Regions from separate parts of the Homo sapiens genome. Here region 1 is linked to region 2. Evidence: chromatin loops called from intact Hi-C (ENCODE). Cell type or tissue: sigmoid colon. All regions are shown on one strand. Links, peaks and the distances in the headings refer to the core of each region. The heading gives the core; the rest is flanking DNA.

Region 1 (15,274 bases), core at 2,154-10,153, 50 kb before region 2:
CAAAAATTAGCCAGGCATGATGGCGGTCACCTGTAGTCCCAGCCACTCAGGAGGCTGAGGTGGAAGGAACACTTGAGGCTGGGGGCGGTCAAGGATGCAGGAAGCTGTGATCACATTATCACACTATTTCACTACAGCCTGGGTAACAGAGCGAGAGATCCTGTCTGAAAAAAAAAAAAAAAGGCAGGGCATGGTGGCTCATGTCTATAATCCCAGCACTTTGGGAGTCCAAGGTGGGTGGATCACTTTGGTTTTCTTTGTTGTTGTTGTTTTGAGACAGAGTCTTGCTCTGTCACCCAGGCTGGAGTGCAGTGGTGTGATCTTAGCTCACTGCAAACTCTGCCTCCTGGGTTCAAGCGATTCTCATGCCTTGGCCTCCCAAGTATCTGGGATTACAGGCGCATGCCACCACGCCCGGCTAATTTCTGTATTTTTTAGTAGGGACGGGGTTTCACCATGTTAGTCAGGCTGGTCTCAAACTCCTGAGCCTCCCGAGTAGCTGGAATTACAGTGCATGCCACCATGCCTGGCTAATTTTTGTATTTTTTGTAGAGATGGGGGTTTTACCATGTTGCCCAGGCTGGTCTCAAACTCCTGACCTCAAGTGATCTGCCCGTCTCGACCTCCCAAAGTGCTGGGTTTACAGGCATAAGCCACCGTGCCTGGCCTTTGAAATATCCTTTATAATAACCAAACTGGTAAACATGTTTCTCTGAGTTCTGTGAGCCACTCTAGCAAGTTAATGTCACCCAAGGGCAGGGCCGGGAGAACCCTGATTTATTAGCCAGTTGGTTAGAAGTGCAGGTAAAAAAACCTGGGGCTTGCAATTGGCATCGGAAGTCAGGGGCAGTCTTGTGGGATGCAGCCCTCACCCCGTGAGATGTGACGCTATCTCCAGGTAGATGATGTTATAATTGGATTAAATCAGTGGACATGGCCGGGCGCGGTGGCTCAAGACTGTAATCCCAGCACTTTGGGTGGCCGAGGAGGGCAGATCACAAGGTCAGGAGATCGAGACCATCCTGGCTAATACGGTGAAACTCCGTCTGTACCAAAAACACAAAAAATTAGCTGGGCGTGGTGGCAGGCACCTGTAACCCCAGGTACTCCGGAGGCTGAGGCAGAGGAATCACTTGAACCCGGGAGGCAGGGGTTGCAGTGAGCCAAGATTGCACCACTGCAATCTCACTGGACGACAGTGAGACTCCGTCTCAAAAAAAAAAAAAAAAATCAGAGGACACCCAGCTGGTGTCTGCAGTAGAACTGATTGCTTGTTTGGTGTGTGATATGGTTTGGATCTGTGTCCCTGCCCAAATCTCATGTCAAATTGTAAACCCTAGTGTTGGAGCTGATGCCTGGTGGGGGGTGATTAAATTGTCAGGGTGGTTTCTCATGATTTAACATGGTTTAACACCATCCCCCTTGGTTCTGTCGTCGTGAGAGGGAGTTCTTGTGAGATCTGGTGGTTTAAAAGTGTGTGAAACTGGCCGGGTGCGGTGGCTCATGCCTGTAATCCCAGCACTTTGGGAGGCCGAGACAGGTGAATCACCTGAGGTCTGGAGTTTGAGACCAGCTGACCAACATGGTGAAACCCCAGCTCTACTAAAAATACAAAAAATTGGCTGAGCGCAGTGGCTCACGCCTGTTATCCCAGTACTTTGGGAGGCCGAGGCGGGTGGATCACGAGGTCAGGAATTCAAGACCAGCCTGACCAACATGGTGAAGCCCCGTCTCTACTGAAAATAAAAAAATTAGCCGGGTGTGGTGGTGCGCCCCTGTAAACCCAGCTACTCAGGAGGCTGAGGCAGGAGAATCACTTGAATCTGGGAGGCAGAGGTTGCAGTGAGCCGAGATCGAGCCACTGTACTCCAGCCTGGGAGACGGAGTGAGACTCCATCTAAAAAAAAAAAAAAAAATTAGCCAGGCATGGTGGCACAAGCCTGTAAACCCAGCTACCTGGGAGGCCGAGATAGGAGAATTGCTTGAATCTGGGAGGCGGAGGTTGCAGTGAGCCGAGATTGTGCCATTGCACACCAGCCTGGGTGACAAGAGCAAAATTCCATCTCAAAAAAAAAAAAAAAATGTGTGTGTGACACCTACCCCTTCACTCTCTCTCTTGTTCCTGCTCTGGCCACGTAAGACGTGCCTGCTTCCCCTTTACCTTCTGTCATAACTGTAAGTTTCCTGAGGCCTCCCCGGAAGCTGAGCAGATGCTTTCTTTACAACCTGCAGAACCGTGAGCCAATGAAACCTCTTTTCTTTATAAATTACCCAGTCTCAGGTATTTCTTTATAGCAGTGTGAGAATGGATTAACGCAGTGTGCAACCCACACACATCTGACGTCAGAAGCAGGCTGTGAGAGTTTCAGGAGAAACTGAGCTTGTGGTTTGTACTCATTTATTTTAGAAACCAAACTTGAAACTGAAAAATCTAAAACACAACTTAGTAATATAATAAATTATGAAAACATTCTATCATAAAAACAAATGTGGGGTCGGGTGTGGTGGCTCACGCCTGGATTCCCAGCACTTTGGGAGGCTGAGGCAAGCAGATCACCTGAGGTGAGGAGTTCAAGACCAACCTGGCCAACATGGTGAAACCCCATCTCTACTAAAAACACAAAAAATTAGCCGGGCATGGTGGGGCACATCTGTAATCCCAGCTACTCAGCAGGCTGAGGCAGGAGAATCACTTCAACCGGGCAGGCGGAGGTTGTAGTGAACCAAGATCGCACCATTGTACTCCAGCCTGGGCAACAAGAGTGAAACTCTGTCTCAAAACAAAACAAAACAAACACAAATGTGGGCATTTTAAGTAAAATGAGAATACTCCTTTTGATGTGATGTTAGCCAAATCTTTGGTGAGTTTTTTTGTTGTTGTTTTTTTTCTTTTGAGATGGAGTCTCGCTCTGTCGCCCAGGCTGGAGTGCAGTGGTGCGATCTCAGCTCACTGCAAGCTCTGCCTCCCGGGTTCACGCCATTCTCCTGCCTCAGCCTCCCAAGTAGCTGGGACTACAGGTGCCGGCCACTACGCCTGGCTAATTTTTTGTATTTTTAGTAGAGATGGGGTTTCACCGTGTTAGCCAGGATGGTCTCGATCTCCTGACCTCATGATCTGCCCGCCTCGGCCTCCCAAAGTGCTGGGATTACAGGCATGAGCCACTGCGCCCAGCCTGGTGAGTTTTATAACTTCCCTTTCTCTGCCCACCTCCAACCTAGCTATTGGATTTCTCTGTTGAACAATGTTAGCACTTCACTAAAGACTGCTGCCTGGATGTGAGGGCGATCTGGCTGCAACATGTTACCCCACTGATCGCCAGGGTTGATTCAGCTGACCTGGCTGGCTAGGTGGGTGTCCCCTTCCTCCCTCACTACTCCATGTGCAACCTCCTGAAGCTGTGCACTCCGTTAAAGAGGACAACCATCCCCGATAGACAAGGACCAGTCTTCGGTCAAGGGCATACAAGTAGCTGTGCTCCCCTGCTAGACCCTCCCAACAAGCTCTCAAGACTGCTGTCTGCCAATCTGTATCCAGAGTTGGAAAAAAGAAAGAAAAAAAAGAACTTGTCCCAGAGTGTTCCTTACTGAGTTATAAATTAGTTGTAATTTGGAAAGGGAACATTCTGTGGTAGATAGTGATTGAAAATTCAAAGATCAAAATATTAAAGGATGTATATTCTGAGAAAACTTGCATTCACATTGTAGTTTTACTTTTGTTTTTGTTTGTTTTGAGACAGGATCTTGCTCTGTCGCCCAGGCTGGAGTGCAGCGGTGCGATCTTGGCTCACTGCAGCCTTGACCTCGTGTGCTCAAGCAATTCTCCCATCTCAGCTGGGACCACAGGTGCACGAAACCATGCCCCAGTAATTTTTAATTTTTTGTAGAGATGAGTGTCTCACTGTGTCACACAGGTTGGTCTTGAACTCCTGAGATCAAGCGATCCTCCCATCTCAGCTGCACAAATTACTGGGATTACACGCCTGGCCCAGAACAAATTTTAAAAAAAGTTATGTGTGTTTTTCAATATCTCATGACGCAACACTACAGAACAACATATATATATATGTATATATATATAAATCTATCTCCCTATAAAAGCCAAACAAGACAAGCCTGGGCCACATGTGGCTCATGATCTGTCAGCTGGAGGTGTCTTCTTTTTTTTTTTTTTTTGGAGACAGAGTCTTGCTCTGTCACCCAGGCTAGAGTGCAGTGGCGTGATCTCGGCTCACTGCAACCTCCACCTCCCAGGTTCAAGTGATTCCCCTGCCTCAGCTTCCTGAGTAGCTGGGATTACAGGTACTCGCCACCTTGCCTGGCTAATTTTTGTATTTTTATGTTTTAATATTTTATTTATTTATTTATTTATTTTGAGATGGAGTCTCACACTGCCGCCCAGGCTGGAGTGCAGTGGTACGACCTTGTCTCACTGCAACCTCCACCTCCTGGGTTCAAGCGATTCTCCTGCCTCAGCCTTCTGAGTAGCTGGGACTACAGGTGTGTGCCACCACGCTTGGCTAACTTTTTGTATTTTTGAGACGGGGTTTCACCGTGTTAGCTAGGATGGTCTTGATCTCCTGACCTCATGATCCACCCACCTTGGCCTCCCAAAGTGCTGGGATTACAGGCGTGAGCTACCATGCCTGGCCAATTTTGGTATTTTTAGTAGAGACGGGGTTTCACCATCTTGGCCAGGCTCGAACTCCTGACCTCGTGATCCAGCTGCCTCGGCCTCCCAAAGTACTGGGATTAAGGCATGAGCCACCGCACCCGGCCTGTTGGCGGTATCTTCTAAGCACAACTGGGGGCGGTCATGGCATTCAAGACCAGCCTGGGCAACGTGATGAAACCCCTTCTCTACAAAAAATACAAAAATTATCTGGGTGTGGTGGCAGGTGCCTGTAATCCCAGCTACTTGGGAGGCTGAGGCAGGAGAATCGTTTGAACCTGGGAGGTGGAGGTTGCACTCCAGCCTGGGCAACAGAGCAAGACTCCGTCTCAAAAAAAATAAATAAATAAAATAAATAAACATAATTGAACAAGCTCCCTTGGAAGTTCCCTGAAGTGGCTGTAGAGGGACCCTCCTTATCTTGGCCTTTGGTGGTGAGAGCTGGGGAGCCTGTACTCAGATGGCCTTAAATCAGGGTGTCTCTCCGACCTATGTGCTATTAACATGTTGGGACAGCTGATTCTTAATCGTTGAGAGGCTCTCCTGCATGTCCTAGGATACTTAGTGGCATTTCTGGCCTCTATCCACTAGGTGTCAGAAGGATCCCCCTAGCTGCCATAACCAAAAATATCTCCCGACATTCCCAAATGTCCTCTGGGTGGGGAGAAGGGAACAAAACCCACCTAACTGAATGAAGCATTTTAACCAATTAACAGACCTGCCCGCGGAGCCTGCAGCCAGTTCAGGAAAAGGCCTCCTGTGGAACCAGACTCACCCGGCTGCAGGGAGATCCACATGGGTCTCCTCTTCATTTCGGTGCCACCAGAGAGGATTAAGATGAATAGCAGATGGTTGGGTGCAGTGGCTTACTGGGAGGCTGAGGAGGGTGGATCACCTGAGGTCTGGAATTCGAGACCAGCCTGGCCAACATGGTGAAACCCCATCTCTAGTAAAAATATAAAATTAGCCGGGCATGGTGGCACATGACTGTAATCCCAGCTACTCGGGAGGCTGAGGCACGAAAATTGCGTGAACCTAGGAGGCAGAGGTTGCAGTGAGCCAAGATCACTGGGCTGCAGGTGGCACTCCAGCCTGGGCAACAAGAGCAAAACTCCATCTCAAAAAAAAAAAAAAAAAAAAAAAAAAAGCCTGGGCGCAATGGCTCATGCCTGTAATCCCAGCACTTTGGAAGGCTAAGGCGGGTGGATCATGAGGTCAGGAGATCAAGACCATCCTGGCTAACATGGTGAAACTCCATGTCTACTGAAAATACAAAAAAATTAGCCGGGCGTAGTGGCAGGCACCTGTAGTCCCAGCTACTCGGGAGGCTGAGGCAGAAGAATGGCGTGAACCCAGGAGCTGGAGCTTGCAGTGAGCTGAGATCACGCCACTGTGCTCCAGCCTGGGCAACAGAGCAAGACTCTGTCTCAAAAAAAAAAAAGAAAGGAAGAATAGCAGAACACTAGCCCTGGAGGAAAGGAATGAATAAGATAATGCACCACGAACCAAGAAGAGGCTTCCAGGAAGATGCTGCAATTGGAGAACAAGACAAAGTTCTGGAAGTCACAAATACGACGGACCAAATTTAAAAATCCATCACAGCCTGGGAAACATGGCAAAACCCCATCTCTACAAAAAATAAAATAATTAGCCGGGCATGGTGGAGTGCATCTGTACTCCCAGCTACTCAGGAGGCTGAGGTAGGAGGATCACTTGAGCCCAGGAGGTTGAGTCTGCAGTGAGCTGAGATTGCACCACTGCACTCCAGCCTGGGTGACAGAGTGAGACCATGTCTCAAAAATTAATTAATTAATTAAGTTAAATAAAAAATTAATCAAAGGAAGGTACGGGTGGAAAAGTTTTGAAACACCTCTCAGGATGTAGAGCAAAATGCCAACAAAAAAGAAAGAAAAGAAAGGAAAATATGAAAGAAAAGAGATGGAGAATCAATTCAATCCATATTTGTTTAACAGAAGTTCCAGAAAGAGAGAACATAGCTGGACGTGATGGTATGGGCCTGTGGTCCCAGCTGCTCGTGAGGCTGGGGCAGGAGGATTGTTTGAGCCCGGGAGGTTGAGGCTACAGTGAGCCGTGATGGCACCACTGCACTCCATCCTGGGCAACACAGCATGACCTTGTCTCAAAAAACAAAAACAAAGAAAAAACTCAGAAAGAGAGAACAGAGAAAATGAAGGGGTGGGAACAACAAAAGAAGATTCCATTTGATTGAGAGATATTTCAAGCAGAGGAGTCTCTGCAAGTGGTCCTCACCTCAGCGTCCCCTGGAATCACCTGAGGAGCTTTGAAACCACTGATCCCGAGATTCCTGCTTCCAGCCAAGATGGAGTCACGTGGGCTGGGTCCGCCCTCCTGTCTGAAACAATCACCACCACCACAGTGACAAAAACAGACCCAATACATGGAACAACAGTGTTCAAAACGCTGAACATCAAGCAATGAGAGAAAGTAACAAAAGCAATGAAATCCCAGAGAGAAAGGACATCAACAGTCCTTTTAGGACTGTGCAGTTTACTGCTTCGAGAGCGTTTCCAAAGTGTGGGGCAGGGCAAGGGGGATGTGGGTTGTTGCAGCCCAGAGGATTCGCAGAGTTGAGGAAATGGAGTGGCTGAGTCCGAGGAGACCACAGCAGCTAGAGCTTAGATAATGGAACACCTACAAGACAGAGGTGCACAGAGAGAGTACCCCAGAGGACTTCAGAGGATTCAGCAAAGAACTAATCAGCACATGTGTGTGAAGAAACTCTCCAAGGCCAGGGAAAGAACCAGCTGAAAGGATTCGAGGAAACAACGCCCAAGATTCACACGAGGTAGGGCCAGGACCTCTTCCCACTGGCCAGCTGGAAAAACTGATCATTCGCTAGGCATGGGGTAGAGTGCTCAGGAAGATCTTGTCTCAGTAATGGGGAATAATTAAACCTAGACTTCCGGTGCAGTGGCTCATGCCTGTAATCCCAGCACTGTGGGAGGCTGAGATGGGTGGATCACTTGAGGTCAGGACTTTGAGACCAGCCCAGGCAACACAGCAAGACCACATCTCTTAAAAAGGCCGGGCAGGCACGGTGGCTCACACCTGTAATCGCACTGTGGGAGGCCAAGGTGGGCAGATCACTTGAGGCCAGGAGTTCAAGAGCAGCCTGGCCAACAGGGTGTAACCCACTCTCTACTAAAAATACAAAAATTAGCCAGGCATGGTGGCGTGTGCCTCTAGTCCCAGCTACTCAGGAGGCTGAGGCAGGAGAATCAGTTGAACTCCAGAGGCAGAGGCTGCAGTGCACCAAAATGGCACAACTGCCCTCCAGCCTGGGCAACGGTGAGACTCTATCTAAAAAAAAAAAAAAAAAAAAAAAAATTAAGCCTACACTGAGCATTAATCTGGACCTGTCTAACAAATCATAAAGATTACACAAATATTTGGTGTTCTACAAGGTAAAATTTACAATGTCTGATAAGCAATCAAGGATTACCAAGCATAAGGAAAAAATTAACAGAATGAAGTAATAACTTACAGATTGGGAGAAAACATTTGTAAGCAATACATCCAATAAGGTGTTAATACCCAAAATATATAAGAAACTCAAAAAACTCAGAGTGAAAAAAACAAATAAGCTGATTTAAAATGGGCAAAGGACCTGAACAGATATTAAAAAAAAAAAAGACACAGAAATGACCAACAAATATATGAAAAAATGTTCAACAGCACTAACCACCAGGAAAACGCAAATTAAAAGCACGATGAGATATCACCTGTTGGTGCTGGTGTTGGTGAAGATATGGAGAAAAGGGAACCCTTACCCACCGTTCGTGGGAATGTAAATTATTACAGTCATTCTGGAAAATTATATGGAAGTTCCTCAAAATATAGGCTGGGCGTGGTGGCTTGCATCTGTAATCCCAGCACTTTTGGGAGGCTGAAGTGGACAGATCACTTGAGCCCAGGAGTTTGAGACCAGCCTGGACATCATGGTAAAACCCCCGTCTCTGCAAAAAATACAAAAATTAGCCAGGCATGGTGGCATGCACCATAGTTCCAGCTACTAGGGAGGCTGAGGTGGAAGGATTGCATGAGCAGGGAAGAGGTGGAGGTTTGCAGTGAGCCAAGATAGTGCCACTGCACTCCAGCCTGGGTGATAGAGCCAGACTCATTTAAAACAACAACAACAACAACAACAAAACGAAAAAACTAAAAGTAGACTTACCAAATGATCCAGCAATCCCACTTCTGGGTGTATATCCAAAGGAACTGAAAAATCAGTGTGTCAGAGATATCTGCATTTCCAGGTTCACTGCAGTGTTATTTACAACAGGCAAATCATGACATCAACCTAAGCATCCATCAGCAGATGAAAGGATAAAGAAAATGTGGCCAGGCGCTGTGGCTCACGCCTGTAATCCCAACACTTTGGGAGACCAAAGCAGGCAGATTACTTGAGGTAAGGAGTTTGAGAGCAGCCTGACCAACATGGTGAAACCCCCATCTCTACTAAAAATACAAAAATTAGCTGGGCATGGTGGCAGGCGTCTGTAATCCCAGTTACTTGGGAGGCTGAGGCAAGAGAATCGCTTGAAGCTGAGAGGCAGAGGCTGCAGTGAGCCGAGATTGCACCACAGCATTCCAGCCTGGCTGACAGAGTGAGACTCCATCTCAAAAACAAAAAACAAACAAACAAAAAACAGGCTGGACGTGGTGGCTCACGTGTATAATCCCAGCACTTTGGGAGGCTGAGGCGGGCAGATCACCTGAGGCCAGGAGTTTGAGACCAGTCTGGCCAACAGGGTGAAACTCTGTCTCTAATAAAAATACAAAAATTAGCCGGGCATGGTACGGTGCACTCCTGTAATTCCAGCTACTTGGGAGGCTGAGGCACGAGAATTGGTTGAACCCAGAGGGGCGGAGGTTGCAGTGAGCCAAGACCAAGTCACTGCACTCCAGCCTGGGTGACAGAGCAAGACTCTGTCTCAAAAAAAAAAAAAAAAAAAAAAAAAAGAGATGAAAAGACAGAAAAGATAAAGAAAATGTGTATATATACACATTTGAATAGAATACCATTCAACTTTAAAAAGAAGCAAGAAGCAAATCCTGTGATTTGCAACTACATGGATGAAGCTGGAGGACATTATGCTGAGTGAAATGAACTAGGCCCAGAAAGACAAATACCGCATTCTGGCATGTTCTCACTTAAATGTGTAATCTGAAATAATTGAACTAATAGAAGCAGAGAGTAGAATGGTAGTTAGCAGAAACTGGAGGTGGGGAGGAAACGGAGTGACTTTGGTCAAAGAGTACAAAGTTGCAGCTAGACAGGAAAAAATGATGAGTATTTAAGATGATAAACGTGTTAATTAGCTTGATTCAATTACTCTATGCTGTATCTATATATCATAACAGCATGGTGTACCCCATAATTGTACATGATTAAAATTTATAGAATGCTTTTTAAAAATTGGAATATGAAGATGAACTTCAATGGCAAAAAAATTCTTTTTAACCCAGAAGATGAGATTGGTTTAAAAGCTCCCCACTTTTAAGAAAAGATTACCAGGCAGGCAAAGAGGCAGAAAACATGACCATATTAAGAAGAATAATCAGTTAATGGAAACCAACCTAGAACTGACACAAATGTTACAATGAGCAGAAAACATTAAAATAGTTACTATAACTGAATGCCATATGTTAAAAAATTAAGTAGCGATAAGGAGATACAAAACAAAGGCCCAAGTCAAGCATCTAAAAGATTACAATGTCAGAGATGAAAAGTACAATAAATAGGGTTGATAGTAGATTAGATATTGCAGAAGGAAGCCTTAGTGAAGTTGAAATCATAGCAAAAGAAATCCAAAATGAAACGCAGAGAAAAAACAATTTTTTTTTTTGAGACAGGGTCTCACTCTGGCTGGGGTGCAGTGGCACCATCTCGGCTCACTGCAGCCTTGACCTCCTGGGCTCAAGTGATCCTCACAGAAAAAAAAACAATTTTTTTTTAAGACGGAGTGTCACTCTTGTCTCCCAGGCTGGAGTGCACTGGCGCAAGGTCTCGGCTCACTGCAATCTCTGACTCCTGGGTTCAAGCGATTCTCCTGGCCCAGCCTCTCAAGTAGCTGGGATTATAGGCATGTGCCACCACACTCGGCTAATTTTTGTATTTTTAGTAGAGACAGGGTTTCACCATGTTGGCCAGGCTGGTCTTGAACACCTGACCTCAAATGATCCACCCACCTCAGCCCCCCGAAGTGCTGGGATTATAGGCGTGAGCCACAGGGCCAGGCAGAAAAAACAATTTTAAGAATGAAAAACATGGCTGGGCACAGTAGCTCACACCTGTAATCCCAACATTTTGGGAGGTCAAGGCATGAAGATCACTTGAGGCCAGGAGTTTGAGACCAACCTGGGCAACATAGCTAGACTCCATATCTACAAAAAAGAAAAAATTAGCCAGGTGTGATGGTGTGCACCCGTAGTCCCAGCTACTTAGGAGGCTGAGATGGGAGGATTTCTTGAGCCTAGGAGGTGAAGGTTGCAGTGAGTTATGATTGTGCCACGGCACTGCAGCCTGGGTGAGAGTGAGACCCTGTCTGGAAAGTAAAAAGAAAACCACATCAGTGAGCTGTGGAATAACTTTATGCAGGCTAATATGTGAGTAATTGGAGTTGAAGGAAAGGAGAGATAGAGGGGCACAGAAAAAATACCTTAAGGACTAATAGCTTAACAGTTTCCAAATTTGATGAAAATCATAAATCTACACATCCAAGAAGCTCAACAATTCTCTAACACAAGAAACTACACCAAAGCACATCATAATCAAATTGCTCAAAGCCACTGATAAAGTGAAAATCTTAAAGTAGCCAGCATCTAGGTGCGGTGGCTCATCCTTGTAATCCCAGCGCTCTGGGAGGCCAAGATAAGAGGAGTTCAAGACCAGCCTGGGCCACATAGCAAGACCCTTGTCTCTTCTTTTCTTTTTTTTTTTTTTTTTGGAGACGGAGTCTCACTTTGTCGCCCAGGCTGGAGTACAGTGGTGCAATCTCGGCTCACTGCTGGCTCGGCCTCCCAGGTTCACGCCATTCTCCTGCCTCAGCCTCCCCAGTAGCGGGGACTACAGGTGCCTGCCACCACGCCTGGCTAATTTTTTGTATTTTTTAGTAGAGACGGGGTTTCACTGTGTTAGCCAGGATGGTCTCGATCTCCTGACCTCGTGATCCACCCACCTCGGCCTCCCAAAGTGCTGGGATTACAGGTGTGAGCCACCGCGCCTGGCAGCAAGACCCTTGTCTCTACAAAAAAAAAAAAAAAAAAAAAAATAGACCGAGTGCAGTGGCTCATGCCTGTAACCCCTGCACTTTGCAAGGCCAAGGTGGACTGATCACTTGAGGCCAGGAGTTTGAGACCAGTCTGGGCAACATGGAGAAACCTTGTCTCTACTAAAAATACAAGAATTAGGCCAGGCACAGTGACTCACACCTGTAATCCCAGCACTTTGGGAGGCCAAGGTAGGCGGATCACCTGAGGTCAGGAGTTCGAGACCAGCCTGACCAACATGGAGAAACCCCGTCTCTACTAAAAACAGAAAATTAGCCGGGCATGGTGGCGCACATGCCTGTGATCCCAGCTACTTGGGAGGCTGAAGCACGAGAATCGCTTGAACCTGGGAGGTGGAGGTTGCAGCCGAGATCACACCATCACTGCACTCCAGCCTGGGTGAACAGAATGAGATTCTGTCCCAAAAAAAAAAAAAAAGAAAAAGCCTGATGTGGTGGCGTGTGTCAGCTAGTTGGGAGGTTGAGGCAAGAGGATCACTTGAGCCCAGGAGTTTGAAGCCAGCCTAGGCAACATTATAATGAGACCCCTATCTCTTAAAAAAAAAAAAAAAAAGGGAGGGGGGTTAAGAGAGTGGATTAGTGTGGGCGACAAGCCACCCAGGCGCCGAGGCAAGAGACAGAGGACACGAGCTGTTCCAGTATAATAAAATATAAAACAAGAATAGTTATACCAGATATAGATCTTAGATATGATTATATATGAATATCATTAATCATTAGTTTGTAGCAATTACTTTTTATTCCAATATTATAATAATCTTCGCTCTATAATCATAGCCTAGGAAAAACCAGGCCATACAGAGATAGGAGCTGAGGGGACATAGCGAAGTGTGACCAGAAGACAAGAGTGCGAGCCTTCTGTTATGCCCGGACAGAGCCACCAGAGGTCTCCTTGGTCTAGTGGTGACGACAGCGTCTGGGAAGACAGACGCCCGTTGCCAGGCGGACTGTGGTCCATCGGTAGCGTAAGTGTCAAGGGAAAACACCCACTACTTAGCAGACCGGGAAAGTGGGGGGAGGGGTCTCCCTTTCCCCGGGGGAGTTTAGAAAAGACTCTGCTCCTCCACCTCTTGTGGAGGGCCTGACATTAGTCAGGCTCGCCCGCAGTTATCCAGAGGCCTAACCGTCTCCCTGTGATGCTGTGCTTCAGTGGTCACACTCCTAGTCCGCCTTCATGTTCCATCCTGTACACCTGGCTCTGCCTTCTAGATAGCAGTAGTAAATTAGTGAAAATACAAATAGTCCCTGATATGCAGAAATAATGGCATAAGCTCTCTTTCTCTCTGTCTCCTCTCCTTCTCTGCCTCGGCTGCCAGGCAGGGAAGGGCCCCCTGTCCGGTGGACACATGACCCACGTGACCTTACCTATCATTGGAGGTGACTCACATTCTTTACCCTGCCCCTTCTGCCTTGTATCCAATAAATAACAGCGCAGCCAGACATTCGGGGCCACTACCGGTCTCCGGGCATTGGTGGTAGTGGTCCCCCCGGGCCCAGCTGCCTTTTCTCTTATCTCTTTGTCTGTGTCTTTATTTCTACACTCTCTCGTCGCCGCACACAGGGAGAGACCCACCGACCCTGTGGGGCTGGTCCCTACAGATTAGTGGTTGGCAGGGCTAGGGAAGAGAGGGGAATGGGCAGTGACTATTCGGCATAGAGTTTCGTTTTGGGTTGATTAAAATGTCTGGATAGTGGCATAGATTGCACAACTTTGTGAATATACTAAAAACCACTGAATTGTACTCTGTTTTTTTAGATAACATCTCACTCTGTTGCCCAGACTGGAGTACAGTGGTGCAATCATAGCTCACTGCGTCCTTGAACTGGGCTCAACCAGTCCTCCTGCTTCAGCCTCCACAGTAGCTAGGACTACAGGCACAGCTAATTTTTTTTTTTTTTTTTTTGAGACAGAGTTTCACTTTTGTTGCCCAGGCTGGAGTGCAATGGCGCCATCTCAGCTCACAGCAACCTCCGCCTCCCAGGTTCAAGCCATTCTCCTGCCTCAGCCTCTGGAGTAGCTGGGATTACAGGCATGCGCCACCATGCCCGGCTAATTTTGTATTTTCAGAGACGGGGTTTCTCCATGTTAGTCAGTCTGGTCTTGAACTCCCAACCTCAGTTGATCCGCCCGCCTTGGCCTCCCAAAGTGCTGGGATTACAGGCATGAGCCACCGTGCTCAGCCAGGCCCAGCTAATTAAAAAAAAAAAAAAAGTGTGTGTAGGCTGGGCGCAGTGACTCACGCCTGTAATTCCAACACTTTGGGAGGCCGAGGCGGGTGGATCACGAGGTCAGGAGATCGAGACCATCCTAGCTAACACAGTGAAATCCTGTCTCTACTAAAAATACAAAACATTAGCCGGGCATGGTGGTGGGCACCTGTAGTCCCAGCTACTGGGGAGGCTGAGGCATGAGAATGATTTGAACCCGGGAGGTGGAGCTGGCAGTGAGCCTAGATTGTGCCACTGCACTCCAGCTGGGGAGACAGAGCGAGACTCTGTCTCAAAAAACAAACAAACAAACAAACAAACAAACAAAAACGAGTGTGGTGGCACACGCCTGTAATCCCGTCTACTCAGGTGGCTGAGGCAGGAGAATCGCTTGCACCTGGGAGGAAGAGGTTGAGTGAGCCGAGATCATGCCACTGCACTCCAGCCTGGGCGATAGAGCAAGACTCCATCTCAAAAACCAAAACAAAACGAAGGAAGGAAGGAAGAAAGTGAGGGAGGGAGGGAGGGAGGGAAAAATTATCAGAATTAATAAGTTACTTTGGCCGGGCTTTGTGGCTCACACCTGTAATCCCAGCACTTTGGGAGGCCGAGGTGGGTGGATCACGAGGTCGGGAGTTCGAGACCAGCCTGGCCAACATGGTGAAACCCCATCTCTACTAAAAATACAAAATTTAGCTGGCTGTGGTTGCATGCGCCTGTAGTCCCAGCTACTCGGGAGGCTGAGGTGGGAGAATCACTTGAACCTAGGAGGCAGAGGTTGCAGTGAGCCGAGATTGTGCCATTGCACTCCAGCCTGGGTTACATAGTGAGACTCCATCTCAAAAAAAAAAAGTTGCTTTCACTTTGTAGGATGCATGATGGATATATAGAATATATATATAAGTAATAAAGCTTCTATGAGTGGAGGAACACCAGGGCTCCTGTTCCGTGGGAATTGGATAAAGCCACATGGACACACATGGAGTGGTTTTAAGGAGTGGAGAGTTTAATAGGCAAGAAAAAAGGGAGCAGAAAGAAGGAAGAAGCTCCCCTGTACAGAGAC
Region 2 (16,858 bases), core at 5,839-13,838:
AGAGTGGAATGCAGTGGTGCAATCATGGCTCACTGCAGCCTTGAACTCCCGGGCTCATGTGGTCCTCTCACCTCAGCCTCCTGAGTAGCTGCTCCACCATGCCAAGGTAATTTTTTTTTTTTTTAATAGAGACAGGGTCTCAAACTCCTGGCTTTTAAACATTTTTTTCTTTTTCTTTTTTCTGAGACAGTCTCACTTTGTTGCCCAGGCTGGAGTGCAGTGGCATGCAATGGAAAAGGGATGGACCCCCGAGCTTTGGCAATAAAAGTAGACTCACTGCAGCCTCTGCCTCCTGAGTTCTCCTGCCTCAGCCTCCTGAGTAGCTGGGATTACAGGCATGTGCCACCATGCCTGGCCAATTTTTGTATTTTAGTACATTTCTGTATTTTATAACAGCACGAGGAGGTCATTATTGTCATCCCTGTCACAGATTAGGAACCCAAGGCCCCTGAGGGTTGTCTCCAGTCCACAATCACTTAGTGACAAGTGGCAGAGCCAGGGCTGGACCTCAGGTGTGCGGCCCCAGAGCCTGGGCTCTGATTCACTGTGCTACGCAACCTCTCTGATGGGATAAGTATCCTAGCTCACATACTATGAAGCTAACCAATATAAAATTGCCAATATTTGGCCGTTTTGACCAATAAAAGCAGCACATTTATATGGTTCAGTATACGAAGCACTTGGATATAGCAGAAAACTCAATGGCCAGACACAGTCTTTGCCCATCGAGAGGAAACAGCCGTAGACTGTGATGATGGGGGAAGAACAGGAAGCACAGAGGGACCAGGATCTAACCTCCGGGCGTGTCTGTGAGGCCCCTGCTGAGGAAGTGATGTTTAAGGGAAGACCTGCAAGAGGAACAAGAGCTGAAGGGGGAGATTGGGGATGAGGATAAGGGAAGGGGCTTCCAGGCCAAGGCACAGTCCTGCAACAGCATAGGCTAAAGCCTGACAAGTAAGAGAAAGAGCTGCCCACGCTGTTGCCTCCATGCCTAGCAATTATTAACACCCCACACAGTGCAGGTGCTCAATGAGGATGTGTCAGAGAATCAGTGAAAAATGGAAAGAAGTTGCCAGGTGTGGAGGCTCATGTCTGTTAATCCCAGCACTCTGGGAAGCCAGGGTGGGAGGAAGACAAGGCCAGGAGTTGGAGGCTGGGCACAGTGGCTCACGCCTATAATCCCAGAACTTTGGGAGGCCGAGGCAAGTGGACCACTTGAAGTCAGGAGTTCAAGACCAGCCTGGCCAAGATGGTGAAACCCCGTCTCTACTAAAAATACAAAAAATAAAAAAAATTAAAAAAATAAAAAGCCGAGCGCCTGTAATCCCAGCTACTCGGGAGGCTGAGGCAGAGAATTGCTTGAACTTGGGAGGCGGAGGTTGCAGTGAGCCAAGATTGTGCCACCGCACTCCAGCCTGGGCGACAGAGCAAGACTGCGTCTCAAAAACAAAAAACAAAAGACTTTATGTTTGAAAGCCCTTAGGAACACTGTCTAGCACAGGGTAGGCGTGCTCGCGAAGAAAAGAAGCGTTTCTCAAGTGTGGTGGACTCATGGAATAAATGACTAGGTGTCTCTGAGGACCGGTGAGTGATGTTTGCCAGGCAGAGGTGTGGGGTGGGGCTGACATTTGGGGCTGAGAAAACTGATCTGTTCACCTGCAGACAGTGTCGGGGTGGGGGCAGTGTGGGATTCACAGGTGACATGGTGGGAGGAGAGGCCACAGGGAGAAAGAACTAAACTATTTAGCTGAGGAATTTGGCCAGATCGCAGAAGCCATCATAAAATTTCATTTTATTGGCCGGACACAGTGGCTCACACCTGTAATTCCAGCACTTTGGGAGGCCGAGGTGGGCCGATCACCTGAGGTCAGGAGTTCGAGTCCAGCCTGACCAACATGGTGAAACCCCGTCTCTACTAAAAATACAAAATTAGCCGGGCATGGTGGCACATGCCTGTAATCCCAACTACTCAGGAGGCTGAGGCAGGAGAATCGGTTGAACCCGGGAGGTGGAGGTTGCCGTGAGCTGAGATCCCACCATTGTATTCCAGCCTAGGCAACAAGAGCGAAACTCCATCTCAAAAAAAATTTTCTTTTCATTTTATTTTATTATTTTTAAGTAGAGACGGGGGGTCTCGCTATGTTGCCCAGGCTGGTCTTGAACTCCTGGGCTCAAGCAGTCCTCCCACCTCGGCCTCCCAAAGTGCTGGGATTACAAGTGTGATCCACCATGCCTGACCCATCACAGAATTTTAAAAGAGGGAGTGATATGATTATGGTTTTGCTCCAGAAGGGTCACTTCAGCCACCAACTGGAGACAGATTGGGAGGCAAAAGAAGGCTGAGGTAGTCTTGGCCAGACAAAAAGTAGGCTGGGCGCGGTGGCTGTCACCTGTAATCCCAGTGCTATGGGAGGCCAAGGCAGGAGGGCCACTTGAGGCCTGGGCAACATAGTGGGACCCTGCCTCCACAAATAATTTTTTTTTGTTTGAGACGGAGTCTCACTGTCGCCTGGGCTGGAGTGCAATGGTGTGATCTCAACTCACTGCAACCTCTGCCTCCCGGGTTCAAGTGGTTCTCCCGCCTCAGCCTCCCGAGTAGCTGGGATTACAGGCATGCAGCATCATCCCTGGCTAATTTTTGTATTTTTGTAGAGATGGGGTTTCACCATGTTGGTCAGGCTGGTTCTTGAACTCTTGACCTCAGGTGATCCACCTGCCTCGGCCTTCCAAAGTGCTGGGATTACAGGTGTGAGCCACTGCGCCCGGCCAACAAATAATTAATTTGAAAAAATATTTTCAAAAAAACCAAAAGAGATGGAGCCCTGAACTTTGACAGTAGCTCTGGGGTAGATTTGAGGGCTATTTCCAAAAGGGGATCTACCAGAATTAGTAGCTAAAGAGATGTGGGAGCCTTGGGCCTCTGGCCTGGGTAGCTGAGAGCTGGCAGAAGGAGTCATTCCAGGAGAAGAGCAGGCAGGGTGGAGGTGGGACAGCAGGAGGGGGCGGTGACCCCACTGAGTGCCATGGCGTGCCAGCCATGGCGTGCCAGCCGCGGGCACCCCTGTTCCCCTTTGTGCTCTCATCTGGAGCTCACCACAGGGATTCTTCCCATTTCACAAGAACAGAAGCTGAATCCCAAAGCGTTTCCTGAATCGTGGCCTGGTGAAACAGCTTAGCTTCTGCAGAGCTCGAGAGAAAGAACGGATTTGGTTTTGCAGAGGTTAAGGCTGAGGCGGCAGCAGGAGATGTGGATGGTGGTGCCCAGAGGGTGGTAGGGAATGGCTCTGGAGTTCAGAAGAGATGCTGCCGTGGCCAGGCGCGGTGGCTCACGCCTGTAATCCCAGCGCTTTGGGAGGCCGAGGCGGGAGGATCACGAGGTCAGGAGATCAAGACCATCCTGGTGAAAACGGTGAAACCCCGTCTCTACTAAAAATACAAAAATTGAACTCCGGGGCCAACATAGCAAAACCCCGTCTCTACTAAAAATACAAAAATTAGCCAGGCGTGGTGGTGGGCGCCTGTGATCCCAGCTACTCAGGAGGCTGAGGCAGGAGAATCGCTTGAACCTGGGAGGCAGAGGTTGCAGTAAGCCGAGATAGTGCCATTGCTCTCCAGCCTGGGCAACAAGAGCAAAACTCCGTCTCAAAAAACAAAAGAAAAAAAGAAAAAGTTAGCTGGGCATGGGGGTGCACGCCTGTAGTCCCAGCTACTCGCCAGCTACTCGGGAGGCTGCGGCTTGAGTCCAGGAGTTGGAGGCTGCAGTGACCTGTGATTGCACCACTGCACTCCAGCCTGGGTGACAGAGCAAGCCACGGTCTCTAAAATAAAATAATAAGATAAAGAACCCACAGGGCATGTCCAACAAAAAGAGAAGCATCATCAGGAGTGGGTACCTGGGAAGGAGAAGAGGGTTTTGGGAGGTGAGCAGAAGTAAATAGAAGGAAGACTGAGGATGGGGCTCTGCACTTAGCAACTGTGAGGCCTGTGCCAGAGCGGTTTTTGTGCCATGTGTCGGGGGCAGAAGCCACATTGTCATGCTCGAGGAGCGCACGGGAGGTAGGGAAGTGGGGGTGTTGGTGTGAACCACTCCTTTCAAGAGAAGTGGACACAGTGGGGCCTCTGCCTGGGCTGCACACCAGAATCACAGGGAGCTTTTCAAACTTTCAGATGCTCAGGCCCATTCCAACCCAGTGAACCAGAATCTCTGGGGGTAGTTTCCAGGGATCCAGGTTGGGGAAGAGCCAGCCCCCACCCTGCTCTGTGACTCAGATGCACATGAGGATCAAGAATCAATGCTCGGCCAGGGGCGGTGGCTCATGCCTGTAATCCCAACACTTTGGGAGGCCGAGGCAGAAGGATCGCTTGAGGCCAGGAGTTTGAGACCAGCCTGGGCAGCATAGTGAGAACCCATCTCTACAAAAACAATTTTAAAAATTAGCTGGGCATGGTGACACACGCCTGTAGTCCTAGCTATTCAGAAGGCTGAAGTGGGAGGATCCCTTGAGTCCAGGAGTTGGAGGCTGCAGTGAGCTATGATGGAGCTACTGCACTCTGGCCTAGGCAACAGGGTGAGACCCTGCCTCAGGGAAAAAAAAAAAAGAACCAATGCTCTCATAAGACCACATATTGGCTGGGCGTGGTGGTCACACCTGTAATCCCAGCACTTTGGGAGGCCAAGGTGGGCCTAAGATCACCTTAGGTCAGGAGTTCGAGACCAGCCTGGACAACATGGTGAAGCGCTGTCTCTACTAAAAAAATACAAAATTTATCCATGTGTGGTGGTGCACGCCTGTAATCCCAGCTACTCGGGAGACTGGGGTGAGAGAATCGCTTGAATCTGGGAGGCGGAGGTTGCAGTGAGCCGAGGTTGCGCCACTGCACTCCAGCCTGGGCAACAGAGTGAGATTCCATCTCAAAAAAAAAAAAAAAGAATCAGTCAGGTGTGGTGGCTCATACCTGTAATCCCAGCACTTTGGGGCATTTGAGACCAGCCTGTGCAATATAGTGAGACCCCTATCTCTAAATTAAACATTTTTTAATCAAAAAAATAAAGTTTCAAAGACTCTTAAAACATACTAACCAATCACAAAGTGTAGATTTTACTTAGATCCTAATTCAAACAAACTAAAAGCAAATTAGGCTATTTATGAAACCACTGGAATCTGGACATTGAATGTTTGATAACACCAAGGAAATTTTTAAAGTTTAGTTTTGACAATAGTATTGTGGTTGTAGTAAAAAGAAAAGTCTTTATCTTTTAAGAAAAAAACATGATGAGGCTGGGCGCAGTGACTTGCGCCTGTAATCCCAGCACTTTGGGAGGCCAAGGTGGGTGGATCACCTGAGGTGAGGAGTTCAAGACCAGCCTGGCCAGCACGGCAAAACCCATCTCTACTAAAAAAAAAAATGCAAAAAAATTAGCTGGGCATGGTGGTGGGCACCTGTATCCCCAGCTACTTGGGAGAGTGAGGCAGGAGAATCACTTGAACCTGGGAGGCAGAGGTTGCAGTGAGCCAAGATCACGCCATTATACTCCAGTCTGGGCAACAAGAGCGAAACTCCATCTCAAAAAAGAAAGAAAGAAAACATGCTGAGATGTTCACATATGAAAAGATTTGAGCCAGGCACGGTGGCTCATGCCTGTAATCCCAACACTTTTGGGAGGCTGAGGTTGGAGGATCGCTTGAGGCTGGGAGTTTGAGACCAGCCTGGGCAACACAGCAAGAACCCATCTCTAAAAAAAAAAAAAATTTATTTTAATTAGCCAGGTGTGGTGGCACACGCCTGCAGTCCCAGCTACTCCACAGGCTGAGGCAGGAGGACCACTTGAGCCCAGAAGTTGGAGGCTACAAACAGTGAGCTATGATTATGTTACTGCACACCAACCAGCCTGGGTGACAGAACAAGACCCCGTCTAAAAAACAAAAGAGGCCGGGTGCGGTGGCTCACACCTGTAATCCCAGCACTTTGGGAGGCCGAGGAGGCAGATCACAAGGTCAAGAGATCGAGACCATCCTGGCCAACATGGTGAAACCCTGTCTCTACTAAAACTACAAAATTAGCTGGACATGGCAGCAAGTGCCTGAAGCACGTGTAGTCCCAGCTACTCGTGAGGCTGAGGCAAGATAATCACTTGAACCTGGGAGGTGAAGGTTGCAGTGAGCCGAGATCCTGCCACTGCACTCCAGCCTGGTGACAGAGTCAGACTCCATCTCGAAAAAAAAAAAAAAAGAATCTGGATCTGCTAGCCTGGCCAACATGGTGACACCCCATCTCTACTAAAAATACAAAAATTAGCCGGGCATGGTGGTTTATGCCTGTAGTCCCAGCTACTCGTGAGGCTGAGGCAGGAGAATCGCTTGAACCCGGGAGGCAGAGGTTGCAGCGAGCCAAGATCATGCCACTGCACTCCAGCCTGGACAACAGGGCGAGACTCTGTCTCAAAAAAAAAAAAAAAAAAAAAGAATCTGGATCTGATGAAAATTATGGATCTCCTTCCCAGAAAAATGCGTAACCGTGTTCTCACAAAGACACACAATTTCACCTGCAAATTCTGGGGTTCATGAACTCCCCCAGAGCCCATCCCTGATCCCTCAGTAAAGAATCCTGGCTCTGAAGGAATCAGGTCGAGACCCCTTGACATCTGCTAAGGTATTTAATCTTCATTACAACCCCGTGAGACCAGTGCCACCAACTCCATTGTCCAGATGTGGAAACGGGCTTCTACAGGTTACAAAACTTGCCAGGGTTTCCACTGCTGCTGAGTGGCAGTCAGGATTCACATCCAGGTCGGCGTTGTTTCAAAAGAGAAAGACACAATGGAGATTGAAAGGTGTTTGGCGTGGCATCCTGCATGGGACCCCTGAGAGCTGGTTCCACAGTGGAGCCAGAGGGACCGGGTGTATGGGGCCAGCAGGCACCTCAAACATGGAGGAGGGTCTAAGCACCTGTGCCTCCCATCCTCTGTCCTCCCCACAACCTTCTGAGCAGGGAACTATTTATTTTCCTTTTTTTTTGAGATGGAGTCTCGCTCTGTCGCCCAGGCTGGAGTGCTGAGGCCTGGTCTCAGCTCACTGCAACCTCCGCCACTGGGGTTCAAGCAATTCTCCTGCCTCAGCCTCCCATGTAGCTGGGATTACAGGTGCGCACCACCACACTCGGCTAATTTTTGTACTTTTAGTAGAGACGGGGTTTCACCATGTTGGCCAGGCTGGTCTCAAACACCTGACCTCAAGTGCTCCACCCACCTCAGCCTCCCAAAGTGCTGGGATTACAGGCGTGAGCCACCGTGGCGGGCCAGAGCAGGGAACTATTATTGTCATTTTACAGATGGAAGAAAACGGGACTCTGAGAAGCCAGGACCCACCCATGGTCACACAGCCCCATCCCTGGTGGAGCCTTCTGAGCGTAGAGCATGGACCCCTGGGTTTGTGCTGGTGGAAGGGTTTACGGGGCGCCAGTTTAGTCAGCCACCCCTGTGTAGGACACCTATGGAACACCATAGGGGGCCTCTGAGGAGAATCACCTCCTTATTGCCATTGTGTCCCCAGGCCAGTGAACATGACCTGCTCTGCGGCTTTACACAGAATGCTCTGGGCTGAAACACTTCCTTGAAGCGTTGGAATGTGACCAGACATCCTGGCTCCTTGTAAAACCCACTCCCACCAGCTGCAGCCCAATAAGTTAAAGATTATCTTAGTTGGCCGGGCACGGTGGCTAACACCTGTAATCCCAGCACTTTGGGAGGCAGAGACGGGCGGATCACGAGGTTGGGAAATGAGACCATCCTGGCTAACATGGTGAAACCCCGTCTCTACTAAAAATACAAAAAATTAGCCAGGCGTGGCGGCGGGCGCCTGTAGTCCCAGCTACTCGGGAGGCTGAGGCAGGAGAATGGCATGAACCCGGGAGGCGGAGCTTGCAGTGAGCCGAGATCACGCCACTGCACTCCAGCCTGGGGGAAAGCGAGACTCCGTCTCAAAAAAAAAAAAAAAAAAGATTATCTTAGTAGTTAGACATATGCTTTGAGCTTAAAGGAAATTCACATAAACCACCACGGCTATACATCTTTCAAATGACGCGCACACCCCCACCTTCACCGTTTCACCCCGTACCATCTGCTTCTTAGATCAAAAGATTGTACTCAATAAATTATCAGGCAACCAGGGCTCTGCAGCCTTCACTTTAGCAACTGGCCCCCTGGGGCTGCTTTAAATCTTAACTTGTCTTTTCTCATTCCTTTGTTGCCACCGGACTTCATGGTTGGGGGTTGGGACTGATCACCCCAACAGTTTGCATACAGCTCCCTCCAGGCAGGGAATCACGGGACTCAAGCCCCCTCCCCCACCCAGCTGCAGAAGGGACAGGACTTTGTCTCTGCTTCTCCCGAGCTACCAGCGAGAGCAGAAGTCCATGCTGCTCCCCCAACCAGCCTCCCACTTCCGGCCCCCACTGCCCCCAGGAGACGCCACCTCCTCCAGGCCACCCTGCCCTTTTCTAGGGCTTAAGCCCCTTCCTTCCCCAGAGCTCCTTGGGGACTCAACACAGGAGAAAGAAGAGTGAGAAGGGGCCTCTGGGGGTTGAGCAAGGCTGCAGGGACATGGGGTAGGTAAGGGAGTCGATGGCGGGACCAGAGGAGAGATGACTCCAGAGGAGGCAACAAGGGGCTGAGACAAGCCAGGGTGGGGGCAGGGGTAGGCAGTGGGGGGATGGGTGCAGGGACATGGCAGAGAGAGTGTCCCTTTACCTTCAGCGTCCATGGTGACTTGCAGCTGTCTGGGCTGGTGTGTTGGCTGCTCAGGACCAAGGCTCCCAGAGGCCCCAGGCTGGGGGTGGGACTGTGGAGGGAGGGAGGGCCCATCAAGCTGTCAGCCGGCCCTTCCCAGGCTCCCCAAGCCTCCCTCCTGTCCTCTGCCAGGCCTGCAGATTCCTCAGCAGGCCCTGAAAGTCAGAGGAGGGGCTCTGATGGGGAACTCAGAAGCCCTGCCCCAGCCAGTGAAGGAGCCCGAGGCCCTGTTCTCACCCAACACCCAGCCCTCCTGGCCCTAACCCAGGGTCCAAGGCTGTGAATGTAAGCATGTGCTCCCTGGTGAGGGCAGGCAGGCATTTTGGATGGTGTGCTGGGAAAATCATGGGCCCTGGACCTGGGTTCAAATCCTAACTCCATCCTTTTTGATCTCAAGTACCTTTTTACCTTTTTCTGTGCCTCAGTTTCCTTAGCTTTAAAATGGCATAACAGGGCCGGGCACAGGAGCTCACGCCTGTAATCCCAGCACTTTGGGAGGCAGAGGCAGGTTGATCACCTGAGGTCAGGAGTTTGAGACCAGCCTGGCCAACATGGCGAAACCCCATCTCTACTAAAAATACAAAAATTAGCCGGGCATGGTGGCGGCCGCCTGTAATCCCAGCTGCTCAGGAGGCTGAGGCATGAGACTCACTTGAACCCCGGAGGTGGAGGTTGCAGTGAGTCGAGATCATGCCACTGCACTCCAGCCTGGGTGACAGAGTGAGACTCTGTCTCAAGATAAATAAATAAATTTATTAATTAATTTAAAAAACGGCATAACAGGCCGGATGCAGTGGTTCACGACTGTAATCCCAGCACTTTGGGAGGCTGAGGCAGGCAGATCACGAGGTCAGGAGATCGAGACCATCCCAGCTAACATGGTGAAACCCCGTCTCTACTAAAAAACCAAAAAATTAGCCGGGTGTGGTGGTGGGCGCCTGTAGTCCCAGCTACTCGGGAGGCTGAGGCAGGAGAATGGTGTGAACCCGGGAGGTGGAGCTTGCAGTGAGCCAAGATCATGCCACTGTACTCCTGGGCGACAGAGCGAGACTCTGTCTCAAAAAACAAAACAAAACAAAAAAACCCGGCATAACAGGCTGGGCACAGCGACTCATGCCTGTAATCCCTGTGCTTTGGGAGGCCAAGGCAGGAGAATCGCTTGAGGCCAGGAGTTTGAGACCAGTGTGGGCATCATAGAGACATACAGAGATCCCATCTCTCCCAAAAAAAGAAAAAAGAAAAAGAAATTAGCTAAGTACAGTGGTGCACACCTGTAGGCTGAGATGGGAGGATCACTTGAGCCCAGGAGTTCAAAGCTGCAGTGAGCCGTGATCGTGCCACTGCAGTCCAGCCTGAGTGACAGAGAGAGACCCTGTCTCTAAAGAAAAAAAAAATGTAATGGCATAACATCTACCTCATGGGTCCAACTGAGAATCAATGAGAAAACTCTGCAAATGAAACAGAGTAGGAACTCACCTAATATCCACTTCCCTTCCCTTCCCTCTTTCCAAGGAACTTTAAGGGCACAGACAGCTTAGAGCCCAGCTTCTGAACCAGAAAGTGGGGAAACCACCAGTCACCGGGACTGGGACTTCAGGCAAGTTCCTGTCCAAGAACTGCCAGGGCCTTTCTTTCTTCCTTTTTTTTTTTTTTTTGATGGAGTTTCGCTCTTGTTGCCGAGGCTGGAGCGCAATGGCGTGATCTCGACTCACTGCAACCTCCGCTTCCCGGGGTCAAGCGATTCTCCTGCCTCAGCCTCCCGAATAGCTGGGATTACAGGCATGCGCCACCACACCCGGCTAATTTTGTATTTTTTTTCAGTAGAGACGGGGTTTCTCTATGTTGGTCAGGCTAGTCTTGAGCTCCCGACCTCAGGTGATCCACCCGCCTCTGCCTCCCAAAGAGCTGGGATTACAGGCATGAGCCACCGCGCCTGGCCCAGGGCCTTCCTTTCTTCATTGGAAACCCTTCTTGCTACAGTTGCTCACAGGGACTGCTAGTCGCTAAATTCACTTGCATCTTCCCAGCCTTCTCCCTTTGCTTTCTCTGCCGCACCTGACTGCCGGGACTGGGGCTGGCGTGACGGATCGAGACACCCAAGGCACAAAATTTAGGGAGGCCTCATCCTCCAGCTCACTTTTTTTTTTTTTTTTTTTTTTGAGACAGGGTCTTGCTCTGTCACCCAGGCTGGAGTGCAGTGGCACAATCTTGGCCCACTACAACCTCCACGCCCCAGGCTCAAGTGATCCTCCTACCTCAGCCTCCTGAGTAGCTGGAACCACAGGCGTCTGCCACCATGCCCAGCTAATTTGTGTATTTTTAGTAGAGAAGGGGTTTCACCGTGTTGGCCAGGCTGGAGTCGGGCTCGCTTATCACCCCAGCACCTTGCTGGCCTTGATTCAGTCCTGGGCCTGTTTCTGAGGCTGCAGTGAGCTATGCAGTGAGCTTTTTTTTTCTTTAGAGACAGGATCTCCAAATGTCATTTTTCTCCTGGTTAATTTTTTTTTTTTTGGATACAGGGTTTTGCTCTGTCACTCAGGCTTAAGTGGAGTGCAGTGGCCCAATCAAAGCTCACTGCAGCCTCAAACTCCTGGCCCCAAGCCTCCTGAGTTGCTGGGACTGTATGTGCATGCCTCCACCCTAGGCTAATTTTTTATTTTTATTTTTTGTACAGATAGGATCTTGCTATGCTGCCCAGGCTGGTCTCAAACTCCTGGCTTCAGGTGATCCTCTTAAAGGCTCTTTTCTATCTTTTGCAGGTGCTTCTTCCTACATCCAACCCTCAGATTTTGGTGTTGCTTCAGTGTGGCAGAGACTGTTTCCCTTTTCCTTCTGGGTACCCTACTAAACTACATTTCCCAGCTTCCTCTGCACTGAGGCAGTCTTGTTCTGGCCAATGGAGTGTGAGCAAAAGATATTTCCAGACCTGACCCTAGAAGTCTTCACAGGATCCTATTCTGCCTCTCCCCTCCCATTAGCTGGTCAAAAGCAGACCACTCCAAGGCCCTAGGAGGATGACAGAGCCACTAGATGGAAGGAGACTGGGTCCCGGAATAATGTTGTGAAAGGTCATGCTCCAGATGTCAGGAATTGACTGTCATAAGAAGGAAAAAACTTCTTTTGAGTTATACCGCTGAGATGTGGGGGCACTGTTTCTTACAGCAGTTAGCCTGCCCTGACTATTACACTCAGATTCTCTCTACAGCTCTCTTCTCAATCTACCCAGTGAATGATATAATTTATGTATCTATCTATCTGTATCACTATTTATTTATTTATTTATTTATTTATTTTTATTTTTATTTTTTGAGAGGGAGTCTCACTCTGTCACCCAGGCTGGAATCCAGTGGTACAATCTCGGCTAACTGCAACCTCCACCTCCCGGGTTCAAGTGATTCTCCTGCCTTAGCCTCCCAAGTAGCTGGGATTACAGGCGCATGCCACCATGCCCAGCTAGTTTTTGTTATTTTTGGTAGAGATGGGGTTTCGCCATGTTGTTCAGGCTGGTCTCGAACTCCTGACCTCAAGTGATACACCCACCCTAGCCTCCCAAAGTGCTGGGATTACAGCCTTGAGCCACTGCATCCAGCCGACTCTTAAATCTATATCTTCTATCCTGAGTTCCCTCTCAAGCTCCAGGCCTCTATTCTGTTTTTGTTTTTGTTTTTGAAACAGGGTCTCACTGTGTCACCCAGGCTAGCGTGCATTGGCATGATCACAGCACAAAGCAGCCTCAACCTATAGGGCTGAAGTGATTCTCCTGCCTCACCCTCCTGAGTAGCTGGGACTACAGGTGAATGCCACCACGCCCATCGAACTTTTTTATTTTTAATAGGGACAGGGTTTCGCCATGTTTAAAGGCTGAAGCAATTCTCCTGCCTCGGCCTCCCAAAGTGCTGGGATTACAGGTGTGAGCCACTGCACTTGGCCAATAAATCTATTTCAAACCCAACCTCTTTCACCTTCCAGACTGCCACTGTATCCAGCGTGGGCTAGAATAATATTATCATTTCACACTTCCTCAGAACATCCTCCTGGATGACCAGGTCAACTCAAAGGACAGAACTGGGCCAGGCACTGTGGCTTGTGCCTGTAATCCCAACAGTTTGGGAGGCTGAGGCAGGAGGATCACTTGAGGCCAGGAGTTTGAGACCAGCCTGGGCAACAGAAATTTGTTTATGAAAATAAACAAATAAGGCCAGGCGCGGTGGCTCATACCTGTAATCCCAGCACTTTGGAAGACCAAGGCAGGCAGATCACCTGAGGTCGCGAGTTCGAGACCAGCCTGGCCAACATGTTGAAACCTCGTCTCTACTAAAAATAGAAAATTAGCCGGGCGTGGTGGCGCGCATGCCTGTAATCCCAGCTACTTGGGAGGCTGAGACAGGAGAATTGCTTGAACCTGGGAGGCAGAGGTTGCAATGAGCCAAGATCGCACCACTGCGCTACAGCCTGGGTGTCAGAAGCAAGACTCTGTCTCAAAAATAAATAAATAAATAAAACTATTCTTTGTGCATGAATTTATTCATCCCTCCATTCAGTAAACATATACTAGGTAGCTACCGCATGCTGGGCCCTGGGCTCTGGAAACACAAAGAGGACATGTGGCCTTGGAGGGGCTCACACACTGGTGATGAGTGTCACCCTCACATCACTACAGCCGGGTTATTCATGCTGTCGCAAGGGGTGCTGCAGGAGTGGAGAAGGAACACAAAGTCTGCGTGGGGTGGGGCAGCGAGGGCAGCTGCACAGAGCCCGTGACAGTTGAGCTGAATCTTAATGGTTGAGGAAGAGTTGGCGGGAAGTCAAGGCATTTATTGTGAGCCAGCGTGGGGAGGGCTGGCTTCAGGCCGAGCTCAGGCAACTCGGGGGAGTCGGCGGTTCTCTCCAAGGCCAACGCAGAGCCTGTACGGCTTGCCTGGGACCCTGGTTCAGCTGGGCTGGTGATGGTGCAGTGGGGCAGGCAGGCTCTGAGCTCCAGACTGGGCTGAGCACACAGGCACCTGCTTGCAGCTCATTTTTGGGAGCAAGTTGATTGTCTCCAAAATAACCTGAGTTTCCATTGTCTAATGGCCCTGCCCCAAACCTCCCAGAACTAGGTGGTCACCACTGGGTGGGCTCCTTAGCCTAAATAGCCTTTTAAGTTTCGAAGATTTTCTCTCTACTTTTGTTTGGGTCTGCTTTTGTTACTACTTTGGGAATTTAGAAACTTTTGATTATATTCTTCTCTCTCTCTCTCTCTTTTTTTTTTTTTTTTGGAAGACAGGGTCTCACTCTATTGCTCAGACTAGAGTGCAGTGGCAGTGGCACAATCATAGCTCACTGCAGCCTCGACCTCTCTGGTTCAAGCTGTCCTCCCACCTCAGCCTCCCAAGTAGCTGGGACTACAGGTGTGCATCACCAGGCCCAGCTAATTTTTTTCTTTTTTTGAGAGATGGGGTCTCGCTATGTTGGCCAGACTGGTCTCGAACTCCTGCGGTTAAGCAATCCTCTCACCTCAGCTTCCCAAAGTGCTGGGATTACAGGTGTGAGCCACTGCGACCTGTGTTGTTTTGTTGATAGTGTTGTGTGATCTGTCTCCTGCCACACGAGTCTGAGCTTGGTGGCTCAGAGATGGGGTCTGTTTCTGTTCTGTTCCCTCTGCCCAAGGGCTGAGGGCTCACAGCTCACAGGAGTCACCTCTACCCGCAGCCCTCAGGTAGCCCGTCCTCCCTTCCCCGGCTTCCCCTTCCCACTTGAACATGGTCAAGGGTCAGAAATGGGGATGCAGGCCAGGTGCGGTGGCTCACGCCTGTAATCCCAGCACTTTTGAGAGGCTGAGGCGGGAGGATCACTTGAGCCCAGCAGTTCAAGATCAGCCTAGGCAACATGGTGAGAACCCATCTGTACAAAAAATACAAAAATTAGCTGGGTGCCGTGGCGTGTGCCTGTGGTCCCAGCTACTTGGGAGGCTGAGGGGGGAGGATCACTTGAGCCCAGGAGGCGGAGGTTGCAATGGGCCGAGATCGCACCATTGCACTCCAGCGTCAGCGACAGAGGAAGACCTTGTCAGAAAGAAAGAAAGAGAGAGAGAGAGAGAGAGAGGGAGGGAGGGAGGGAGGAAGGAAGGAGAGGAAAAGCGGGTGGAAATGTACATTTTCAGAAATGGAATGTCCTTAGAACCATATATTAGGGCCCATTTCCTGTCTGCAAAAGTGAACTCCATTCGCAGATTTCTCAAGACCTTCCCCATCCAAATCTTGCCATCTGGATTTTTCACTTTGGATGACAAGGCTTTATTTGTAAACATGATCTTAATGTGTACTTTTGAGGAAAAAAAAGGAAACATTTTAAAGTATAAGATGAAATATAATACAGTGCGTGTGTGTGTGTGTGTGTGTGTGTGTGTGTGTGTGTGTGAATTCTGTTATTTAAGACTGCTGGCCGGGCGCAGTGGCTCATGCCTGTAATCCCAACACTTTGGGAGGGTGAGGCGGGTGAATCACCTGAGGTCAGGAGTTCAAGACCAGCCTGGCCAACATTGTGAAACCCCGTCTCTACCAAAAATACAAAAATTAGCTGGGCATGGTGGCATGTGCTTGTAGTCCCAGCTACTCGGGAGGCTGAAACAGGATAATCACTTGAACCCGGGAGGTGGAGCCGAGATCGCGCTACTGCACTCTAGCCTGGGGAACAGAGCAAGACTTTGACTCAAAAAAAAAAAAAAAAAGAAAAGAAAAAAAAGGAAAATCTTCAATGTGCTGATAATTAACTTTTGCAAAACAGGAAAAAATGTTATTTTACTGTCTGGAAAAAATAAATATTTTGAACATGTTAAACTACCCTTCTTCACCCCTCTCCTCCAAATAAAGTGTGTGGCATATTTAGGGAGCAACAGGAATTTGATGGGGCTGGATAGCACAGACTGTCTGTAACAAGGGCTGACCGGGCAGGGGTGGTCAGAGGAGAGATAGGGCCAGGTCCCGAGGGGCTTATATGCCACGCTAAGGAAGGAGGGTTCCACCCTGACAGCCTTGGGGATAGAGGAATATCACCTAGACAGAGCAGCGTTTTATTTTATTTTTAAATTTTATTATTATTATATTTTGAGACAGGGTGCCACGCAGGCTGGAGTGCAGTGGTGTGATCATGACTCGCTGCAGTCTGGACCTCTTGGGCTCAAGTGATCTTCCTACCTCATCCTCCTGAGTAGCTGGAACTACAGGTGTGTGCCACGATGCCCAGCTATTTTTCTTTTTTCTTTTTTTTTTTTTTTTGAGACGGAGTCTCATTCTGTCACCCAGGCTGGAGTGCAACGGCGCGATCTTGGCTCACTGCAACCTCCATCTCCCGGGGACCAACAATTCCCCCGCCTCAGCCTCCCGAGTAGCTGGGACTACAGGTGCACACCACCACGCCCGGCTAATTTTTGTACTTTCAGTAGAGATGGGGTTTCACCATGTTGGCCAGGCTGGTCTCGAACTCCTGACCTCAGATGATTGGCCCACCTCAGCCTCTCAAAGTGTTGGGATTACAGGCGTGAGCCACTGTGCCCAGCCCACAGTGACCTTTTAGAAGGGTCCCTGGGACCATCACTAGCAGAGAGCGGAAGGAAATCAAAGGGGAAGTGTCAATAGGATCCCGGTGAGGTGCGATGAGGACTGAAGAGAAGGAAGGGATGCAAGGGTCGGTGGAAGAAGAGCCAGGGACTTGGCACCTGGAGAGCAGGAATGGGGAAAGAGTGGGGCTGCACGGTGGTCCTAAGGCGTTTTGCCTGGGCCACCAGAACGATGCTACTCACCACTCTGGGGACTAGAAGAGAGGAGAAGAGCAGACTTAGGTGTGTTGATTTCACCACTACTTCCAGAATGCAATTCAAACTCTCAGCAGAGCACTATGGCTCACGCAGAGCACTGTGGCTCACGCCTGTAATCCCAGCACTTTGGGAGGCCGAGGCAGGTGGATCACGAGGTCAGGAGATCGAGACCATCCTGGCTAACATGGTGAAACCCTGTCTCTCCTAAAAATACAAAAAAATTAGCCTGGTGTGGTGGCGGGCGCGTGTGGTTCCAGCTACTCAGGAGGCTGAGGCAG

What was found. Hi-C counts contacts between places; a loop is a spot of excess contacts. Peaks named below come from ENCODE experiments on the same cell type or tissue, not always from the same donor. Only the 100,000 strongest peaks of a DNase experiment are listed, where the experiment ranks them.
Region 1: it touches region 2 in a loop (2.1-fold over the local background); 5 of 110 quality-filtered maps call a loop at or near these places.

Annotation. Positions count from the first base shown.
Region 1 is chr16:29,719,403-29,734,676 of GRCh38, reverse strand. It overlaps the pseudogene RN7SKP127. Among named protein-coding and RNA genes, the nearest start is that of C16orf54, 19 kb to the left of the region's middle. RefSeq lists an enhancer at 13,721-14,223. In sigmoid colon, for the core only: a CTCF peak has its summit at 5,267 (motif pointing right); no DNase peak of the experiment used is centred there; H3K27ac peaks cover 632 bases; H3K27me3 peaks cover 358 bases.
Region 2 is chr16:29,671,099-29,687,956 of GRCh38, reverse strand. It overlaps QPRT (quinolinate phosphoribosyltransferase), which reads right to left and starts at 8,777. Exons shown (of 4, transcript NM_014298.6): 1 at 8,747-8,777. The coding sequence starts at 8,759. RefSeq lists enhancers at 8,232-8,733, 10,272-10,771, 10,772-11,273, 11,692-11,961 and a silencer at 13,415-13,709. In sigmoid colon, for the core only: no CTCF peak of the experiment used is centred there; DNase peaks (open chromatin) are centred at 8,336, 8,906 and 13,566; H3K4me3 peaks cover 1,544 bases; H3K27ac peaks cover 1,510 bases.